2 separate regions of the Homo sapiens genome follow, and region 2 is linked to region 1. The links are chromatin loops, found by intact Hi-C in ENCODE. Cell type or tissue: heart right ventricle. All regions are shown on one strand. Each heading gives the region's core, and the rest is flanking DNA. Links, peaks and the distances in the headings are about the cores only. Region 1 overlaps CUL4A (cullin 4A). Region 2 overlaps MCF2L (MCF.2 cell line derived transforming sequence like).

The links. A loop is a pair of places that touch in the nucleus more often than their neighbours do. Peaks named below come from ENCODE experiments on the same cell type or tissue, not always from the same donor. Only the 100,000 strongest peaks of a DNase experiment are listed, where the experiment ranks them.
Region 2: it touches region 1 in a loop (10-fold over the local background); 28 of 110 quality-filtered maps call a loop at or near these places.

The regions. Positions count from the first base shown.
Region 1 is chr13:113,216,167-113,224,494 of GRCh38, forward strand. CUL4A (cullin 4A) reads left to right here. Exons shown (of 20, transcript NM_001008895.4): 3 at 2,779-2,882. Among named protein-coding and RNA genes, the nearest start is that of CUL4A, 11 kb to the left of the region's middle. RefSeq lists enhancers at 4,243-4,806, 6,227-7,076. In heart right ventricle, for the core only: a CTCF peak has its summit at 4,933 (motif pointing left); DNase peaks (open chromatin) are centred at 675, 4,225 and 4,875; H3K27ac peaks cover 4,740 bases.
Region 2 is chr13:113,030,139-113,038,466 of GRCh38, forward strand. The region is part of intron 3 of MCF2L (MCF.2 cell line derived transforming sequence like); the gene reads left to right. Among named protein-coding and RNA genes, the nearest start is that of MCF2L, 65 kb to the left of the region's middle. RefSeq lists an enhancer at 1-280 and a silencer at 4,877-5,171. In heart right ventricle, for the core only: CTCF peaks have their summits at 5,006 and 5,206; a DNase peak (open chromatin) is centred at 4,974; H3K4me3 peaks cover 474 bases.

The DNA.
Region 1 (8,328 bases), core at 189-8,188:
TGGAGGTCACGTCCCATGTGGCTGTGGAGGTCTCTGTGTGACTATGGAGGTCATGTCCCACAGCTCCATGGCCTTCCTTGTTCTGTCTTCCACATCTGAGAGCAGGGATTGCCCTTATCCGCAGTGAGCATTTTGTTTAAGTAGCAGTGAGTTCACTCCAGGCAATGCTTTGACACTATAAATAGACGTGTATTTGACATTCACACACGTGTCTGTTGAGCTAATACAGACAATCATTTGATGAACCTGCTAGTTAGGAAGTAGCTGTGATGTGAGAAGAGACAGTGCTGGCTGTAGATATACACCAAATTTCCTCACTTGGCTGTTGATACAAGGAAAGCATCTTGATACTAATAGGAGTAGAATGCAAATGATACTTCTCTACCTCCGATCATTGGATTACATTCCTTTTCTCTGGGGTGAATCTTTAAAATGCTAATGGCCTGAGTGCACCAACATGAAGCACACAGTACCATCTGATTAGTTGCTTTATGCATCCAGAGAGGGTATTTCTAAATCTCAAAGTATGATTGAGTGTCAAAAATCCATTTGGGGGAGGGGCAACTCCTGTGTTGTGCTGCTTCTATAACAGCACAAAAAAGTCTTCCAGTATGTTCCTGCCAGCAAGGAGTTGGCAGGGCGGGGAGAAACAAAGGCTGTCGCCTTTCCAGTGATGAGTGCCTGTAATATGAAGCCGGGAGTCCTGACTCAGCACCTACAGCAAACCTGGGTTACCCAGGGCTTGCCACTTGTTTTGAGAGGTTCTTAAATTCTTAATTTTAAAAACAAAGTAAATTGCAGTATGACTCATATGAATAGTAAATGTGCACCAAATAGGACACATAGGAGGCAGAGTGGGTTATAAAATATTTAGTCATTTGCCACAACCAGGAAAAGATGGTTTTAAGGATATTGGTTCTTGGTCTAGGAATTAAAACATCCAGAAAATGGTCCTAAGTTACTGTTGATTTTTGCTGAAGAAAATACATTTTCTTCATGTGTTATATAAAAAACTTACTTTGTAATAATTATGTTTGTGGGATTCACTAATGTTTAACTACTGGAGCAAAACCTTTGTCGTAAAGTTCTCTTGGTTGTTTGAGGAGACAAAAGGATGGCAGATCTTTGACCAAATTATGAAGATATGGAATTCAAAGGGATGGAATTGAAGAGTTTGAGAAAGGAGTTAAAGTAAATACAGAATGTGGGTAGGAATTCCGTTTCTATAGTAAGACAAAATGTAGGGGGAAAGTTTGTATTTCTTTGTTATTATGCTGATAATAAGCTTGCTAGAAAACAGGATTATAATTAAAAACAGGATTATAATTATTCCACATCCTCTTTTGATCTTTGTAAATATGCATGTATTTTATATGGTAGTAATCACTGTATGTATTTAACTTTGGTTAATATGTAGCAGCTCTCCGATATTTAGTATTGGAATTATTAATACTTGTGTAAGTATTAGTAAAATGAATAGCTTTATAACTTTAATTTACCTTTTTTCCTAGGGGTATATTGTATCCTAATTAAATTCAGATTATTTATCTAAAGTGTTTTTATTCTGTATATCCCCACATTTTTCGAACCCCACATTGGTTCAAAACTTGTTAGAAAAACCATATTTCTGTTTATAATATTTCATATTGGAATTGAATGAGTTTAAGTTTTTGTACCTAAGATTGGAAAGGAAATTTTATTAGAACTGGTAAGAATGTACAAGCATTGTTTCTTTGAGGTGAGTAAAAATATTGTGAGAAAAAATTTTCTGCTTCAAAAAATGGTGTCAGCTGGGCACGGTGGCTCATGCCTGTAATCCCAGCACTGTGGGAGGCCGAGGCGGACAAATCACCTGAGGTCAGGCGTTTGAGACCGGCCTGGCCAACATGGCGAAACCCCTCCTCTACTGAAAATACAAAAATTAACCTGTGCGTGGTGGCAGGTGCCTATAATCCCAGCTACTCGGGAGGCTGAGGCAGGAGAATCGCTTGAACCCGGGAGGTGGAGGTTGCAGTGAGCCAAGATCCTGCCTTTGCACTCCAGCCTGGGTGACAGAGCAAGACTCCAACTCAAAAAAAAAAGATTTCTTCTTGTATTAGGGGTGTTCACAGAATAAAAAAGAAAGTTTATTAATTAAACAAACTGAAGTGAATTACACATCTAGCCTGCAGAAAAATAAATAGGAAACAATACAGTCTGGCCTGTGTCACCCAGAAAAAGCTCAGTTTGGATTGAATCACTGCCCTGGGGAGTGTGAGGGGAAGGCCCAGCCTGTTGTTCTCCTTCCTGATGGGAAGGTGGTCACTGAGGGAAAAGATTTTCTTGGTTCTCTAGCCCTGATTTCACTTTGTAATCATCAAGGTGAACTTAAACACAAACACACTCCAGTGACCCCCATCTCAGACTGAGGAATCGGAGCACCCGGAAACAGGCCTGTGAGGATCAAACCTGTTGAGAAGTCCCAAGTGACTGGGCACCATAGATGCTCAGGAGTGGTGCAGGCCAGCTGCCTGGGACCCGAGGTCCAGCAGGTGCAATGTGCCCACATTAACTGTTGTTACCTCTACCCCCATGCCAACTATGACTGGACTGCAGTGTTCCAACGAGAAGTGCCCTAAACTTAGCCATAATAAGTAATTTATTTGTAGATTCCTGAAGTACTGGGGTAGGGTGTGGGGTGCCTTTTTCTTATGATTACAGCTATGTTAACAATAGGGTTTTTTTATGAACCAATCTGTTGTTCATACTGAAGAATTGATGTAGCCCTTTTGTTTGCAGGCTGTGGAAAATCTCTGTTCTCACAAAGTCTCCCCAATGCTCTACAAGCAACTGCGTCAGGCCTGTGAAGACCACGTCCAGGCACAGATCCTTCCGTTTAGAGAATATCCTTTTTTTGGTTCATAAAGTTTCTATTCATTATCTAAGTCTTTTAAAACTGAACATTATTATGATAAAGAGCTAATGAGTATCCTTAATATTAAAACAACAGCTTTTAAAGTTCTCTTTTATTTGATAGGTTTGTAAGCGAAATTTACCATTTAAATTATTTTGCTGATTTGAATTAAAGGGAAACCGTGTTCATTTATTGGGTATGGTTGAAGTATTTAGGAAATGTTCTGAAAAATGTCTTCAAGTTTGAGTATCCTTTATTCTAATAAACACCATCTGCATTGGCTTTCTGTGATAGGCAACAAAGTCCCATCGACTTGGCGACTTATGGAGACACCCACTTATCAGCGCACAGTTGTGTCTGTCAGGAGGCCAGGCAGGATTCAGTGGATTCTATGCTCAGTCTCACGGGCAGAGTCAAGGTGTCAGCCAGGTTGGGGCCTCACCTGAGGTCTTTGCTAGCACGGGCAGGCAGTTGGCGGAAGCCAGTTCCTGTGGTAGTGGGACTGAGGGCCCTGCCTTCTGTCCCGTGTTGCTTGGTGTCACTCTCAGCTCCACATGCACAGGTCCTTGCCTCTCCTCTCACAGCACGACTCTTTTCTGCTTCTAGACCAGCAGGAGAATCTGCCTGTCTGACCTGCTGAGATAGGGCCTTATATGATGTAACCCGTAACCCAGTCAAGGAATGATGACCTTCGTATTCACAGCCTCGTTCACAGTTGCGTGTGAGGCATCCTCCACGTGGGGACAGGGCAGGAGCATCTCAGAATTCTGCTGCCACACCAGCTGTGACTCAGACGTCTACAGGGGAGTCTCTGGGCTCCTTGGCATCCTATAGAAAATCCTTTAATCTGGACTCAATCTCATTCCCCAGCCTCCTCCCAGTACTGTAGCTGTCCATGTGTCTCATTGGGTAGGAATTAGAAAGTAGAGTTTATAATTGCAGAAAATCTACTTGTGGCTGTACTTTTCTAGGCCTCCGTTTCTTCATGTGTAAAATTAGGTGGTTTGTGTTTGCTTATTTCTAAGTGTTCTTCTAGTTCAAGGAAACTTCTGCTCCCCCATCTCCCTGATCTTGGGAAACTAAACCATTCTGAGTTCATTGGAAGGGTCCTCAGGGAATCTGCAGCAGTTGGTGCTGCTGAAGTTGAAGCACGTGACAGGGAAGCTGAAATGCAGGGTGAGAGGTCTCTGTTTAGACAATCTCCACAGCACCCCGCACAGATGTGAGTGAAGTCGGTTCCAGCTCTGTTGTGCTGGCTTCTGTAAATACGCCTCTGCAGTGTTTTCCAGCAAAGCCCTTTCCTAAAGATCATGAGGTCGTTCAAGAGATCAGTGACCGCACACCACCTTTTGGAACCTGGCCAAAGTGCACCTTATCTCAGGAGGCGCCTGTGAGGGCGCACAGAAGCAGGCCCCGCCCCAGTGCCACGGCTCAGCAATGCGCTTCCAGGAACCTACGTTCCAGATGTTTCCATCCAAAAAGCGGCCTGACTCCTAGGCTTGGGGGAAGTCTTTAGCAGATGCCCAAGCCTTCTCCCAAAGACTTAGGCGTTTATGAGAGTCAGTAGGCGGTGATTGTTCCTACTCTAGTTGCTGTCCCAATTTACTTGAAAACGACTATCTGATTACCTGATCAAATGAATCTTTTGCCAGTTACTCCTACTCTGTGGGTTGACTAATGTGCCATCAGTTCACTCACTGCACAAGCACTTGCTTTCTACCTACTGCACTGGCACCGCAAAATGGAAAGTGACCCCCATGCCTGATTTCTACCCTCCAAGAAGTCGCAGGCTTATGGGAGAGGCAGGGGAATTACTGTATTTCCCTGGTGCAGTGGCAAAACTGTGATTACAAAAATTATCATTTGGTTCATTAAAGGCAAAAGAAAAAAACACTACCGTATTAAATGCCCTTATTAGTCATGAGACAAGATCTTGAGTTGAGAACTGCGCGTCAGGCCAGGAATGGTGGCATGTGAAGCATCTGGGGCAGAGCCTCCCAGAGGAGACCCTCCTGAAGGGATGGGGAGGATGCGCCCTCCTGTGGCTGTGGCACCAGAAGCAGAGCGTGGAGGGTGCTCTGGAAACCCCGAGCAGCGGGCACAACTAGAACTCCAGAGACCTGGTGGCCCTTAGGCTGTGATGCTAAGTTGCAGACTGAATTTGAATCTTTGTGGATACTACCAAGGAGTCAGACTTCAGTCTGTGAGTATCCCAGAGTCCTCACAGGTTTTTTAAGCAAGAAACCAGAATTAGATTGTTCATGGAGGTCACTCTGGCAGAATGATGGGATAAGTTTACATATAGACCAGCACACCACAGCCTTCCATTGGGTCGGCACATGTTTTTAAGTATCTGTCATGTGCTAGGTATGATGCCAGGCCCTGGGAAAATAAATCTGAGCAGAATGGGATTCTGTCCCTTTGGAGCTTAAACCCGAATGGCGGTGGCAAAAGCATCAGGATAAGCATTTATGCAGTGCTGTGATAAGGGTTTTTTTTGTTTTGTTTTTTTGTGTTATTTATTTATTTATTTTTGTGAGATGGAGTCTTGCTCTGTCACCCAGGCTAGAGTGCAGTGGCACGATCTCGGCTCACTGCACCTCTCCCTCCTGGGTTCAAGCCATTCTCCTGCCTCGGCCTTTCCAGTAGCTGGGATTACAGGCGCCCACCACCATGCTCGGCTAATTTTTGTATTTTTAGTAGAGACGGGGTTTCACCACATTGGCCAGGCTGGTCTCGAACTCCTGACCTCGTGATCCACCTGCCTCAGCCTCCCAAAGTGCTGGGATTACAGGCGTGAGCCACCGCGTCTGGCCTGTGATAAGGGTTTTCAAAGGTTCAGATAAGCTCCTGGGACCTAAAGAAAGAGCAGCTAGCCCACCTGTGTAGGGGAGCATTGCAGGGGCGAAGCGATGTCTGGGCCATGTCCTAAAGGATGGATGAGGAAGTGGCAGGCGCTGTGGGATGCCAAGGTGGCACAGGCCAGGGAGCAGCGTGGGCAGCCCTGGCGCTGAGGAAGCTTACTGGGCAGAAGAGCCAGGTATGCTGCTGGGTGTGGGAGAGTTGACCACTGACAGGATCCCTAAAGGGGAAAATGAGAGGAAGGTGGATGCTGAATTGTGGAGGAGCCTTTGTTGAACCAAGAGGTTGAGGTTTATCTGAAGGTGGAGATTGAGCCAAGGTGTTCAGGCACAGCATGGCTGGGTTATGTTGGTAAGAAGTTAGTGTGCCTGTGTGTGTGCACTGTGGTGTGAGGGGTCACACCACAATGGTTTGACTGGGCAGCAAAACCACAGGGTGGAATGGCAGCATCCTGCCAGCAAACCTCTTATGGTTAGAGGGAAAGGATCTGACTGCTGTGGAAGGATGAACCAGACACGGATTGAGGCGGGGAGGGTCTGTCGTGGTCACGTTGATTTGGAAGGAGGAGACACGGATTGAGGCGGGGAGGGTCTGTCGTGGTCATGTTGATTTGGAAGGAGGTGAGGAGGCACTCAGGTAGAGATGCCTGTTGTGCATTTGGGGCTGGAGACACAGATCCAGTGGCTCCAGACATGGATGAGATGCCCAGGAAAAATGAGCAGAGTGGCCAGACACAGTGGCTCACGCCTCTAACCTTAGCACTGCATTTTGGGAGGCCAAGTTGGGAGGGCCAGTTGAGCCCAAGAGTTCAAGAGCAGCCTAGACGACAATTAGCCGGGTGTGTGGTTCACACCTGTGGTCCCAGCTACTCTGGAGGCTGAGGTGGGAGGATTGCACGAGCCCAGGAGGCCGAGGCTGCAGTGAGCTGAGATTGCGCCACTGCACTCCAGCCTGAGCAGCAGAGCAAGACCCCCATCTCTAAAAAGAAAATGAGCAGAGCCATGAGAGGAGGTGGATGAGGGCTGCTGTCAGGAAGATGAGAGGAGAACCTGGAGAGTCATCTTGTGGGAATCGAGGGGCGAGTTTAATATGGCAGGCGGCTTAGTGACCAGTAAGTAGAGTCTGAGGGGATGATGAGACCAGGAAGTGGCTGGTTACTGTGATGAAGGCTTTTAGGCTACATTCGTACGTTAACCTAGTAAACATGGGGTGTTTCTGTCCAACTCAGCACTGTGCGTTGGGGACCAGGGACAGGCATGAATGGCACGGGTCCTGCTCTCAAAAAGCTTGTTTTTGCTGGAAGAGAGTTCTGACCCAGCCCAGTCTCACCTGGGGAAATGTTAATGTGATGGCAGATGCTGAGATACTGTGTGGCAGGGAGTATTCCAAGGTCTGCATATTCAGATTTCTTTTGCCTCTGGGATATTCCAGTACTTCAAGTAACTCTACTTTCTAAGATTTAAGTAATTTGTTGTTGTTGTTGTTGTTTTGAGACGGAGTTTCGCTCTTAATTGCCCAGGCTAGTGTGCAATGGCGCAATCTTGGCTCACCGCAACAACCTCCACTCCTGGGTTCAAGCGATTCTCTTGTCTCAGCCTCCCGAGTAGCTGGGATTACAGGAATGCGCCACCACGCCTGGCTAATTTTGTATTTTTAGTAGAAACGGGGTTTCTCCACATTGGTCAGGCTGGTCTCGAATTTGCGATCTTGGATTATCTGCCTGCTTCGACCTCCCAAAGTGTTGGGATTACAGGCGTGAGCCACCATGCCCGGCCAGATTTAAGTAATGTTATGTACCGATTATATTTTGATTGTATGCTGATATTAGATTATAGATGAAACCCATCAGATGTGCAGGTAGAAAAAGGGCTTTTGTGGAATTGAGTCATTCACTACCATCTTCTTCGTTTACCACATCCGTTTTCTTGTCTCACATGTTTGATAAATTCTGCACTTAGCTGTCCGTTTCAAAATAGATAGCTGCTCTTGGTGACGTCCCTTCCTCAAAATAAAGGCCATTTGTACCCTTGCACTCATACACATGCTCAGCCACAGGCAGCTGCTGCAGAACCCACACCACATGCTGCAGGACCACGTGCCACCCAGCCAAGCTACGTGGGCAACAGGAGCTCTTCAAAAATGTCAAGCCCGCAGAGTGCGGTGGCTCACGCCTGTAATCCCAGTACTTTGGGAGGCCAAGGTGGGCGGATCATGAGGTCAGGAGATCGAGACCATCCTGGCTAACACGGTGAAACCCCGTCTCTACTGAAAATACAAAAAAATTAGCCGGGCGTGGTGGCGGGCACCTGTAGTCCCAGCTACTCGGGAGGCTGAGGCAGGAGAATGGCATGAACCCGGGAGGCAGATCTTGCAGTGAGCCGAGATCGCACCACTGCACTCCAGCCTGGGTGACAGAGCGAGACTCCATCTCAAAAAAAAAAAAATGTCAAGCCAACTGTCCTCAGAATCTAACCTGTAGATAACTATAGATGAAACTCACATTTTCCTTCCCCTGGTTCACCTTGACAGCATTGCAGCTCTGGTCAGCCACAGAATGCCAGGCAGTGGTGGAC
Region 2 (8,328 bases), core at 170-8,169, 190 kb before region 1:
TTTTTGGTCCTTGGAAAGACGACTCATCAGGGCGAAGGGGGTGAGCTCGTGCTTTGCTGACTCAGGTGTCTGCCGACGCCCGGTGTGGACTCTCAGGTGTCCGCTGACGCAGGTGTGGACCCTCGGGTGTCCACTGATGCAGGTGTGGGCCCTCGGGTGTCCGCCGACGCCCGGTGTGGACCCTCAGGTGTCTGCCGACGCCCGGTGTGGACTCTCAGGTGTCCGCTGACGCAGGTGTGGGCCCTCGGGTGTCCGCCGACGCAGATGTGGGCCCTCGGGTGTCCGCCGACGCCCGGTGTGGACTCTCAGGTGTCCGCTGACGCAGGTGTGGGCCCTCGGGTGTCCGCCGACGCCCGGTGTGGACTCTCAGGTGTCCGCTGATGCAGGTGTGGGCCCTCGGGTGTCCACCGACGCAGATGTGGGCCCTCGGGTGTCCGCCGACGCAGGTGTGGACTCTCAGGTGTCCGCTGATGCAGGTGTGGGCCCTCGGGTGTCTGCCGACACAGGTGTGGGCCCTCGTTCGTCAGAGGGCAGGTTCGGATCTCTGAAAACCCTATAGCCCTTCCTACTCCTAATGGAGCTCCATTTAACCAACATCGGCCAGGCCTTGATAGGAGCCAAGGTCTCAGAGAGGCGATAGAGACCAGCGACAAGCAGATTCCAGACCCTGTATGGCCCCCTTAGAACCACATGGCCGGGGAGGAGATGCACAGGTAGACGGTCAGACCTGTGTGTCCAGGCACTGCTTGCTGAGAAGTCTCAGTGGTCAGCACACACTGGGAACACAACAGCAAATAAACAGAGAAAATTGTGGCGCTGAGACAATATGTCAGCTATGGAGGGCGTACAGGGCAGCAGGGCTGTGGGAAAACAATGTGAGAAAGAAAGAGAGACAGAGAGACAGAGACAGACAGATACAGACAGAGAGACAGAGACAGACAGATACAGACAGAGACAGAGACAGAGAGAGACAGAGACAGAGAGTGACAGAGAGACAGACAGAGACAGAGAGAGACAGAGAGAAGAGACAGAGAGTGACAGACAGAGACAGAGAGACAGAGACAGACAGAGACAGAGACAGAGAGAGACAGAGAGAAGAGACAGAGAGTGACAGAGATAGAGACAGACAGACAGAGACACGGAGACACAGAGATAAAGAGAGCACGAGGGAGGCAGAGGGCAGGGGTGGCAGCATCACTGCAGACAAGGAACTTAATGTAAACTGGGAAGCATTCGTCACAGAGATCCCAGGAGGGCGCCAGCGGCATCTTTGGGGGCAGCGAACGCACCAGGGGGCAGGACAGAGTGCCGGGGAGTCGGGGGCTGTAGGGACAGAGTCTGGGAGGTGAGACAGGGTCTGTGGAGCCTTTTCTGAGGAGCTGTGTTTTCTGTGAAGTGGGTGCCAAAGAGTTCATGAGCTGCCAGAATGCAGGGTGGAGGGAGAATGCGGGGTGGAGGGAGGAGCTGGGAGATGGGGAGGAGGGCGGCGGCCCTCAGAGAAGGGACGAGGTGGGAAGCCTGGAGCTTGCTGGAGGAGCAGTGTGGAAGGAATTCACTGAAGCTGATGATGACGCTTACTTTCCATGGGCCTGGCTCAAAGCTCCCAGCTCCTTGGGAGGTAGGGACTCCATCTACCAGCCAGCTTGCCGGGACAGGGGTCACATTCAGCCCATAAGAGGCATGTACACATACAGATGCACACACGCACCTACACAGGCTTGCACATGCCACACACACACACACACACACACAGATGCACGCAGACACGCAGGCACTCATGCACTTACATACACAGATGTGCATGTGTATAACCACACACGTGCGCACACACACACATGCAAGTGCATGCATACCCCCCCACAGACCTGCACATGTACACACCACATGCATGCACAGTTTGTGTGGTGTATGGGGAGGGTGCATGTGGGACGCAACAGAAACACGAATGTAATCATTAGGCTTCCAGTCAAGAGGAGAGTCCTCCTATCTCACTGATTCTAAGATAAGCACCTGGAGCCAACTCGGTTTGTCGTCCCCCTGCGGTGACCTGAGCACCCTGTCCTGCTGTCTGAGCTGGAGGGCAGCTGGACCCCAGCCCTTGGAAGAGCCCCACTTCTCGCTGTGGGTTTGATTTCCTATTGAACTTTGAATTGGCTTTTGAATATAAGGACAGGAAGTGTCTGTGAGCGTGTGTGAGCGTGCTAAACAATTTAATACGTGTGCATTAAAAAGTGAAGCTTCCACTTCACCTCCTGCTTCCCTCCCCCACAGCTAACTGTGGAGCTGCACTGGGGTGACACCCAGGCTGTTCATCCACGTGTGGTGGGACAGCACAGGACATGCCGCCTCGCAGCTTGCTGCTTCTGTTCAGCGGTGTGTCGTGGCGCCCTTCTACCTTGGCGCCATTTGCTGCTGCCTTTCATTTTATATATTTTTTTTTCATGTTTTGAGACAGGGTCTTGCTCTGTCACCCAGACTGGAGTGCAGTGGCAGGATCTCAGCTCACTGCCACCTCAACCTCCTGGGCCCAAGGTGATCCTCCTGCCTCAGTCTCCTGAGTAGCTGGGACTGCAGGCATGAGCCACCACACCCGGCTAATTTGGGTATTTTCTGTAGAAATGGAGTCTCACCATGTTACCCAGGCTGATCTAGAATTCTTGGGTTCGAGTGATCCACCCACCTTGGCCTCCAAAGTGCTGGGATTACAGATGTGAGCCATCGTGCCCGCCTGTGCCTTCCTTTTAAAGGCTTCCTGGCCCCTGTGATGTAAGCGGACCTGGTGTGCTCACTTGGGCTGGCCCCCGTGACGTGAGTGGACCCCGTGATGTGAGTGGACCCTGTGATGTGAGTGGCCCCCGTGATGTGAGTGGCCCCCGTGACATTAGTGGACCCCGTGGCGTGAGTGGCCCCCATGACGTGAGTGGCCCCTGTGACATTAGTGGACCCCGTGGCATGAGTGGCTGCCATGACGTGAGTGGCCCCCGTGATGTGAGTGGCCCCCGTGACATTAGTGGACCCCGTGGCGTGAGTGGCCCCCATGACGTGAGTGGACCCCGTGACGTGAGTGGCCCCCGTGACATGAGTGGCCCCCGTGACGTGAGTGGCCCCCGTGACATTAGTGGACCCCGTGGCGTGAGTGGCCCCTGTGACATTAGTGGACCCCGTGGCGTGAGTGGCCCCTGTGGCGTGAGTGGCCCCCGTGACATTAGTGGACCCCGTGGCGTGAGTGGCCCCCGTGACGTGAGTGGCCCCCGTGATGTGAGTGGACCCCGTGGCGTGAGTGGCCCCCATGATGTGAGTGGCCCCCGTGATGTGAGTGGCCCCCGTGGCGTGAGTGACCCCGTGTGCTCACTTGGGCCTGTTCGCGGGCATTTCGTGGTCCCCACTGTTTCCCTGTTGGGGTCACTGCTGTAAAGGGTCGCCCCGCCATGGTGTTCTGTCTGTGAGATTGTGCCCTGTTTCTGGCAGTTCTCAAATGCTCCAGCTGGGTGATTTCCCCCCCCCACCCCAACGGAGTTGGCAGTTTCAGGGCTACCCTTGTCTGCCATCTCTGGCTGGCCTGAGGCTGTGCTGGCCCCGGTCGCCCTCCATGGTCTGAAGCCCTGAGTGGAAGCTCTGCCACCCACAGCCAGCCTCGTTAGGAGGAACCAGGAGACATCACGCGGCCCAGGTGTCTGTGCGCTGTGCTGGGTGGGAAGCCACCTCTCAGGTGTGTTTCCCGTCTCCACATCAGCATTTTGTTCATGGAGTCTGCTGCTTCTGAGCACTGGGGACAAGTCGCGGAGGCCCTGCCATTCCTTCCTCCGGGTTCTGCACGCACCGCGGTGACCACCTCCCCCCGAGGTCCTCTCCCCGCACCTTCCCAAAACGTGTTCCCCAGGTCCTTTTCTGTTACTGCTGTTGAATTCAACAGCTACTGACCACCTGTGGCCATTTAAATGTAAAATGAAAGCAAAATAAAATTAAAAATCCAGCCCATGGCAGGCAGGGCTGCCTCTTTTTTTTTTTTTTTTTTTGGAGATGCGTCTGGCTCTGTCGCCCAGGCTGGAGTGCGGTGGCACGATCTTGGCTCACTGCAGCCTCAACCTTCCCAGCTCAGGTGATCCTCCCACCTCAGCCTCCCGAGTAGCTGGGATGACAGGCGCATGCCACCACGCCCGGCTAATTTTTGTATTTTTTGTAGAGATGGGGTTTCACCATGTTGCCCAGGTTGGTCTTGAACTCCTGGGCTCAAATGATCCACCTGCCTCAGCTTCCCAAAGTGCTGGGATTACTGGCGTGAGCCACCATGCCCGGCCAGGCAGCCTCATTTTCATTCACACATGACCAATGGCTGCTTATTGGGCTGCACGATGGTTATGCTGGCTCCGTCCTGGAGGAGTGAGTGCCCTCACCCTCACCCTCACCCTCGCCCTGGTCTCACCCTCGCCCTCACCTTCTCCCTCGCCCTGGTCTCACCCTCGCCCTCACCCTGGTCTCACCCTCGCCCTGGTCTCACCCACGCCCTCGCCCTTGCCCTGGTCTCACCCTCACCCTGGTCTCACCCTCACCCTGGTCTCACCCGCGCCCTTGCCCTTGCCCTGGTCTCACCGGCATGAGCAGAAAGACAAGGCCCGGGGTTGCAGTGTCTGTGCTCAGGGTCCAGACACAGCTCAGAACCGACCTTCCTTGGGGAGTGACAGTCCCCGGAGGTTAGGGGCTGCTGTGGCCAAAGAGCCACAGATCGGAGGTGAGGAAGGTCTGCCCGAGGTGAGGAAGGTCTGCCCGAGGTGAGGAAGGTCTGCCCGAGGCAAGGCAGGCCCGCAGTCCCGGGCGGTGGCATCAGGGTGAGCGCCCTGATAGCAAGGGACCTATGGCGCCCACACCGGAGGGCGGGAAAAGGAGGAAGAGCATGGCCCCCGTGAAGCCCCTCGGGAGGAAGGGTTCCTGTCCACGTTCAGCACCCCCGTGCAGACCTCACCATTCCCGACGGGAACACTTGTGATATTCACTTCCAACCACACGAGGGTGCAGCTGGGCAACCGCAGCTTTTGGAAAAATGTTGAAACTGGGGCGGCTTCTCTGGGTGACTCTGACGCTCTCATTGCTTCACGTTTAATTTTTGTGTCCTGCTGTAACTACCATGTAGTGCACTTATGAATCGTGCATATTTTACTCTAAGGCCTGTCTGTAAACCCTAATAAATGACCCTACTCAGGTAAGACGTCCTGACAGTGAGGTTTTTAATATTTACAAGCCACAGAATTATTTCCTGCAGCCACAGAGACTTCCTTGGCGGGAAACCAGGTCCTCTGACCTCACCCGGCTCTGCAGTCTGTTTTGCCGTTTTCCGCCTCAAACCCCCTCTGCGATGTGCAGCTCTGGGTGTCTGATCCCTCAGGGGTCCTGTCTCCCCTCCTCTGGCCCCCTCCCTGGCTCCTTCGCCTGCTGCCTTTTTCTTCCATGAGGATGCGGTTCCCGTGTCCCCCAGGACAGCTTCGTGGCCGGCCGCCTCCATGGATTCGGGTGGGCACAGGTCCTGCAGGGAGCTCCTGTGTTATCTGCCCTCCCCGCGAAGCTCCTTGGAGGATGGAGATTTTAAGGTCTTACTGTGGTGTGAGCGATCAGAGACCCCAGTGTTTACCAGGTAGGCTCTGGGCTCAGACCCCAGCGCCCCACTTGTTAGCTGTTTGACCCTGGATATGTCATTCACTTCTGCGTTCCTCAGTTTCTGCACGTTTAAAATGGCAGAGGCCCCTTTGGTAGTGAGTCTGTGTGACAGGCGATGGGGCCTTCCTCTCTGGTACAGCAGGGGCCTAAGGGATGTTTGACCTCAGCAGGTAGAGTATCATCTCCGTGGTACAGCAGGGGCCTGAGGGATGTTTGGCCTCAGCAGGTGGAGGATGGCTGCAGGTCAGGATTTTGCATCACAAACAACACTGCTGCAGTCACATTAGTGGATTTTGTTATTATAGACAACACTCGTGTCTATAATTCCAAGGACCCATTCTCCATGCCCAGAGGCACCTCAGTCCCACAGACCGCAGCCTGATTCTGAGTTCGCAGTTGGCCAGTGTTGCAGAAGCTCACAGAGGAGTCTTTGGAAATGAGAATGACGCCACCATTCTCTTTTAATTGTGTCATAGGTCTTCCTTCCTTTTATACATAAGTTAACTGAGGCTGGTTTGCTTTCCACAGCCAGAGTTCTAAGACAATTTTAAGTAACACTTTTCTTTCGCTATTTCTTTATGAATGTGTTGGGTTTTAGGGATCACAGATGTGCTTGGGCAACCAAGGCTGCCTGTGTCTCTGTGCTCTGGGGGGCTTTTCCTACGAGCTTTGCGTGAGATGCCAGCTGCCCACAGGCAACTGGGCACAGAGAGCAGGAGAATAAAGCAGGCCAGGGCATCAGGTGGGGCTGATTCCATGGAGGGCAACGGCAGTGGTGGGGGCAAGTGCGGGGTGGGTGAGTGGCAGCAGCCACCCACAGAAGGACGCGCTGTCCCGGCCCCGCATCCCCAGGAGTGCGTGTGTCGCAGGCGACCCTGTCCTCTCACCCAGGAGCCCTCTGAGCTCGCGCCTTTCTTCAGGTGTCTGCGATATCATGCTCCCCTTGTGTTCCTCCTGCCTCCTGGCTGCTGCCAGTGGGTGGCCCCCCAACTCCTCCACCAGACCCTGACTCTCAGAGGACTCCAAGCCTCTATTTGTGTTATTCCTATCCAGTCCATGGGGTTCAGATACCAAGTGGAACTTTTAACAACCATGAATTCCTAGGCCTCACTCTCAAATCATCACATCAGAATATCCAGGAGTGGCCCGAGAAGACCTGCGTTGTAGCAAGCTCCCGGATGTTTCTCTTGCATCCATCTGGCACTGGTCTGCACACTGGTGTTTGGAACCCCCAGACTTGAACTTAGTGCCGTGCGGTCCAGCGGCCCTCCTGTCCATCTCAGTGCAGAGAGGGGCTGGGGGAGGTGCAAGCGTGTCATCCTAGAAGAATTCCTCTCGACTAACAGCCTGCCGTGTTCTTGGCATCTGTGCACAGTGGAGCCCCACAAGCTGGCTGAACCCTTGGCTTGCGTCCTAAGCTCTGTGTGCTGTTAGGATGATGATAACGACCACGATAGAAAGCACCTTGCTGAGCCCCTAGGAGTAGAAGGTGGAGGGCAGGCCAGGGCAGAGTTGAGCTAGACAGAGTGAAGAACACAAGTTCTGGGGAAGCAGGGAATTGTAACCAAAGATGAAACCACCCCTGCCCAGCGGCACCATTTGTAGGGACCTTGGAGAGTTGGTTGAACATCTGCAGAGCATGGGGTCGGAGACTCAGGTCAGACTAAACTGGTTCAGAGCCAGGATACCCCTTTCGACCTGGGTTACATTTGTCATCATTCATGTAAATGTTTCTGTTAGATGGAAACAGGTTCAAAACCCACTACCTACTTCCATTCTGGCTCTAATAGAGTATCTTGTAGCCAACTGATATTTCCACAAAGAGCAACTGTAAAACCTGGGTAAAATTTTGTTTAAAAATATGTTTGAGGGATTGAGAGGCTGCAGAGGCAGCCAGGACTTGGGGAGCCAGGTTCTGGAATTTTACAGAGGTGAGCCCCACTTTCTGCATTTCATGGTGAGGTATTGAACGCTTTGCCGCTGAGGTCAGGAACACTGTTCTCATTTCTATTCAGGATTGTGCTTGGAGGTACCAGGCAGACAACAAGACAAGAAAAGAAAAGTCTTAAGGATTGAAACAGTAAGAAACACAGGTATCATTCATTATTTGTAGACAATGTGGTTGTGTATGAAGAAAATCCAAATTAAGTAACAGTCAGACTCTTAAGCTGAGTAAGTAATTTAGCAAGATCAATGGGCAGGGGTCAATATACTAAACTTAATTGTATTTTAGTATTTTTATATATATCAATGATGTACAATTGGAAAATGAAATTTATAGATATCACTTATAATCACATCAAAATTGAGTACATAGGAATAAAATCATATCTAATAAAAGACGTGCAAGACTTCTAAGCAGAAAACTGCAAAATGTTATTGAAAGAAATTAAAGGGGCCAGGCACAGTGGCTCATGCCTATAATCCCAGCACTTTGGGAGGCCGAGGTGGGTGGATCACGAGGTCAGGAGATCGAGATCATCCTGGCTAACATGGTGAAACCCTGTCTCTACTAAAAATACAAAAAATTAGCAGGGTGTGGTGGTGGGCACCTGTAGTCCCAGCTACTCGGGAGGCTGAGGCAGGAGAATGGCCTGAACCCGGAAGGCGGAGCTTGCAGTGAGCTGATATCGCGCCACTGCACTCCAGCCTGGGTGACAGAGCGAGCCTCCATCTCAA